2 separate regions of the Mus musculus genome follow, and region 1 is linked to region 2. Evidence: chromatin loops called from intact Hi-C (ENCODE). Cell type or tissue: left cerebral cortex. All regions are shown on one strand.

Region 1 (2,500 bases), 290 kb before region 2:
AGTGCAATTAAAAATTTACACACACTCACGTACCAAGCCAGGTTTAAGTACTGTTGAGACCAAGCCGCAGGCCCCCACCACTCCCACCACCCTGGCCACCTTGCTACGTAGGGCTGACAGTCTTCACTCTCCACTTGTGGGAAAGAAGCAGGAGAGGGACACCCCGGCCTAGGGCACAAGCAGAAATGGTCTGCGTTCACTTTGTGTGTACACGTTGTTGCTGCGAAGAACTTGAACTTGTAGCCATCACTCTTGCGATGGATTTATCCTTGTCGTGGTCGTTTTCCCAGATTCCTGCTCCCACCGTACTCTTTTTATACTCAGAGTCCTATTGAGCAGAGGGCGCAAAGGACAGCTGGGCCTCTCCAGGCAGGTCTACACCCACAGACTTGTTAGGAGAGCCCAGAGCCTGCTGCATCCCGCCATTTCCCTCCAGCGGTCTAAGTGACTTCCTAATTGTCGCTCTGGCCTCTGACCCAGGGGGTAATACAAGTGCCTATCACACCAGAAGCTCCTGGTGGTAATTGAGGGCACCCTTTGTATGGCTTCGCCAGCGCCTAGATACCAGGTTAACCCAGTTGTCAAATATGACTAAACAGTGGGACGTGCTGATTATCTGCCAGGTTTTTCTGGGGGCTGGCGTGGGGGTGGGAAGCATCAGCCCATACAACACTCTGCACGAAGCCGCTTATTTTCACATTGTAACAACTTTGGAAACGGAGACCGGCGCGAGCGGCGTCCGCCCCCCCACCGCCACCCCCGCCGAAGCTGCAGCTTGCACCGCTGTTTGTTTAACCCGGTGGAGATTTGCATGTCGGATTTCAGGTTGAAGTCGAGTTTTAGGGGATGTTTATAGAGTCATTTTTCTTGCTTCAGATTCAAACTATCTCCACTGCAGACTGCTAGGGCCTAGAAACTCCGTCTTCAGGGCCAAGGGACTCCAAAGGAAGGCTCATCTTCATCAGGCACCCTGCTGACACAGCCTTTGGAGGACCTCTCCGGAGCCTTCACCGAGAGAGTCTGCGAAAGCCAGGCCACACGTGGGCGCCTCCGCCTTCTGCAAGCTGGAAGCATCTTCAAAGCCTCTCTGGACCTTGGTGTAAAAAGAGGTGTCCTCACGCATCGCAAGGCGCCGCCGCTGGAGGGTTTCCTGTTTCTGGGCATTACTTTTGTCTTTTCCAGGGTAGCCAGAGGCAGCTTTTGAACTAGAAATACCAGCGCCCTCAGGCAGGTCTGGATACTTAAACGTGTAAGCACGTCCCCCCTCCAAACCACATCCTGCTTTTTAAAATAATAACTCCCAACCCTAAATGATCGGGTGCAAAAGACAATTTGTCGGGGGAACGACAAGTCAGGAGGATGTGAAGTTGTTTTTCCAGGTTGAGTTCATTTGCAAGATCTCTAGGCCCAAAAGTAAGTCCACCGCAAGACTTCTCTCTCACCTTAAGGTGGAAGACCAGGCCTGCACGCACCGGCTCTTCGTGAATGGGGAGAGCTTATGTGGACGTCGCCTTTCCCTAGACTATTTTTGCTCAGAATGCCTTTAAAAGAAAACTTTAAGGTGACAAAAGAAAAGGAGGAAAATGATGGCGGAAAAGGAGAAAAGAGAGGGATGAGCTGATCAGCTAGGAAGGAAGCTCTGCGTCCTAGGTGACTGAGATAAAAATCTAAGGGGGGGGGGGGCGTAAAGAAAGACAACGCGGTGGAAGGGGGCGGGTTACCAGGCTGCAGGACCAAGCCAGAAAGCCCAGCAGGGGGGACCCAGGAGCTGTTCCCAACAGGTGATTTCTGCCCTGGAAGGGGAGGCTGGCCCTCGGCTTCCCGTAGGGTCCTCGCGTCGATTTACTAATAGAGGGATTGTTAAGTGGCAGCGAGGCGTTTCCGATTCACCCTGGGCAGCCCGGGGAGGAGAAGTGCAGAGGGGTTCCCCACGACTTCTCCTCCCCAACCCACCCTCTTCTTAAGGAAACCTGACCAAGTCATAAATAAGACAACCCGAAAAGCCACTTGGCACTGGTAACATTTTTAAGCCCACCATTTAAACAGTTCTCACAGGCGTCTCGGGCTCGAGGCACCCGGATTCCTCCTCCTCCTCCTCCTCCTCCTCCTCCTCCTCCTCCTCCTCCTCCTCCTCCTCCTCCTCCTCCTCCTCCTCCTGCAGCAGTCCCCTCCCCCTCCCGCTGTTTTCCACGCAGTTCCAGCTGTCAGACTCTGGACGTGGGCTTTCGCATATTCCTAGACACACGCGTCCTCATCACAATAAAAGTTAGGGAAGTCTTCCAAAGGAATACAGACAATTCAACAATCCTGCCCGTTTCAACTCTAAGGTGGGGCTCAAAGAAAATCTTGGGGGGGGGGTTCCAGTTTTTTTCCCCTTCCGTCTGACAGATTTTTTTCATCTTCTAAAAAATCTAGTTTTTAAACAAAGATCAATGTGTTATGCTAAAGTGTTGAGCTGACTGTTAAAACATTTGGGGAAATAATGACAATGTAACAAAGG
Region 2 (2,500 bases):
TGCGAGAGGAGCGAGCGCCGCGGAGGGAAAGGGGAGGAGAGGAGAGGAGAGGAGAGGGGGCAGGGGCAGCGCGGGGAGGAGGAGGAGGGAACGAGGAGGAGGAGGGTTACAGCCGCGGCGGGCGGGGGCAGCAGGAGGGGAGGAGGGAGCGCGCCGCCGCCGCCGTGGCCGCCGCGGCCGGGGGGAGGGCAGGGGAGGGGCAGGGCCCGGGCCGCCCGGCGCTCACTAATGTGGCCGCGGCTCGCGGGCCCCCTCCCTCCCCGCACCCGCCTTCCTCCCCACCCCACCCTCCTCCTCCCCCCTCCCCCCGCGCTGTGCCTGCAGCTCCCGAAAAGCCCGTGAAACAAGAGGAAATGGCTGCCTTGGACGTGGACGGCGGCGGAGGCGGCGGCGGCCACGGCGAGTATCTACAGCAGCAGCAGCAGCAACAGCAGCAGCACGGAAACGGCGCGGCGGCGGCGGCGGCCCAGGTGAGGAGCGGCTGAGCGCGGCCGGGCTCCCCGCGCGCCGCTTTCTCCTCCCCTCGCCCTCCCTCCTTCCCTCCCTCCCTCCCGCGCGCGCTCGCCCGCCCCTCCCCCGCCCCGGGAGCTGCCCGCCCGAGGCGCCAACGCTCCGACCCCGCCCGCGCGCCCCCGCCCGCCGCCTTTTTGTGTGTGTGTTTGTGTGTGTGTGAGTGTGCAAGTGTGCGCGCCCTCCCGGGTGGGATCCGGACGGAGGGAAGAGGCCCGGCGCGCAGCCGTCCGCCGCGGGCCACCGAGCGCGGGGAGAGGCGCCGCAGACCCCGGAGGAGGAGGAGGAGGAGAGCGCGGGGCCGGGTTGGCGGCGCGGCCAGGCGCGGAGCGAGCCGTACTTCCTGTGCGAGCGGGCCCGGCCCTAACCGCCACCCCCCTCCCTGTCTCCCTCTCTGAACCCGCCCATCGCGGGTAGGACACTCAGCCGTCACCGCTCGCTCTGCTGGCCGCTACCTGCAGCAAGATAGGGCCGCCATCGCCGGGCGACGACGACGAGGAGGCGGCCGTTGCCGCCGCCGCCGGGGTCCCCGCCGCCGCCGCCGGAGCGGTAAGTCCCGCCCGCCCGCCATCCCGGGCCTGCGGCGCGCCCGCCCGCCAGCCCGCCAGCCCAAGGCCTCCCGCCGCCGCGCGGCCGTCACGCGCGGGCCGTCCGGCTCTGCCGCGCTTCCCTGCTCGCTCGCGTCCCCGGTGGGAGCCCGGGCCGGCCCGCGCTTTCCGGAGATTGTCACTGCGGCATCGCGCGCAAAATTCCTCACAAAATGAAGTCTGAGACGGAGGAGGTGGGGGGTGGGCACGGGACTCCAAAATGGATGTTTAAGTAATTCGTATCAGGACTTGAAAACTCACTCGCTCTTTGCACTACATTTGCAAGCACAGCCTATCGGTCACAGATAGTATCACCTACCGAGGCAAGGATGGCTCTAGTTTCTAGAGTTTTTGAATCTGGAGCAAGTTTCCAGATCTTGGGTATTTGATCATTTAAGGAGGGTGTTCTTTTATACGCAGGGACGAACATTTTTATTATTATTATTTTTTAACCTGATCATTCAGAATTGTTGGCGTTTTGCAGACTACTCCAACTTTGCACTAGTTTTGTTCTGAGTAGGGTTAAGTGAAATAGTTGGGAGGCTATTGAAATTTGAATTTGAAGTTAGTAATAACTTTGGCCTTTGAGGTTTTCTAGAATATCAATCTTAAAAAGTAGATGAAAGTCATTTTGTTTACATGCTTGTTAGCACACTTCATACTTTTAAGAGTTGAAATTGGTTGGCTAAATGTTATTTTTATTATAACGAGTCTGATGGGATTCTTTTGTAAATTTTAGAACCTCTAGGTTGTGGAGAGGAGCGGCAAGTCTTAGTGAAGACTCAGTGTAAAATTAGGTGCTGTAGACAATGTGAATTTTACATCTGTGTGGACCATTGCTGCTCTTAGCTTACTGTGAAAAGGTGTGTTCACCTGTTAAGATAGTTAAAACACGCCTCAAGACTAAGTTTTTAAGAGGTTTATAGCAATCGATTTATGTAGTGTCAGTTTAGTTGTCACTGTTAGAAAAGTTAGCTGTTGTATACTAGTCATTCAACGTTGTTACTCTGTATTAGTAAATAGATATTTTTAGTCTGAAATTAGACTATGGACAGTGGGAGCATTTTTAATGTCATGTATTTTTTAAGCATATTAAAATATCAAAAGCTGTTTGGGAAAACTTTTAAATTTAAAGAAACGTTAAGCAGATTAGTAAACTTTTAAAGTAAGTTATATTTCCCTAGTCCCAAAGTGTCAAATTAAGTTTATTGTTTTCCTTAATAAACTACCTCAGAAGTAAAATTGAAAAATAAACTTTAAATAAAGTGCAATTTTTCATGTAACTATCAAAGTTTCAGAATGTGCTTACAGATGGGGAGGGGAGTGGTGAGGAGAAGCACAGGGTTGAAAGCATCATGCTTAGACTCCAACTCTAGTGGATCACTAGACTGACCCCAGCCATG

Evidence for each region. A loop is a pair of places that touch in the nucleus more often than their neighbours do. Peaks named below come from ENCODE experiments on the same cell type or tissue, not always from the same donor. Only the 100,000 strongest peaks of a DNase experiment are listed, where the experiment ranks them.
Region 1: a loop joins it to region 2, with 7 times the contacts of the local background. A loop is called at or near these places in 21 of 42 quality-filtered maps.

What each region holds. Positions count from the first base shown.
Region 1 is chr2:73,269,234-73,271,733 of GRCm38, reverse strand. No RefSeq gene overlaps it. Among named protein-coding and RNA genes, the nearest start is that of Sp9, 1.4 kb to the left of the region's middle. In left cerebral cortex, no CTCF peak of the experiment used is centred here; DNase peaks (open chromatin) are centred at 196, 446 and 1,057.
Region 2 is chr2:72,977,457-72,979,956 of GRCm38, reverse strand. It overlaps Sp3 (trans-acting transcription factor 3), which reads left to right. Exons shown (of 7, transcript NM_001018042.3): 2 at 325-470; 3 at 928-1,059. Sp3os (trans-acting transcription factor 3, opposite strand) reads right to left here and starts at 525. Exons shown (of 3, transcript NR_045269.2): 1 at 362-525. In left cerebral cortex, a CTCF peak has its summit at 1,399; DNase peaks (open chromatin) are centred at 86, 419, 824 and 1,305; H3K4me3 peaks cover 2,120 bases; H3K27ac peaks cover 1,292 bases.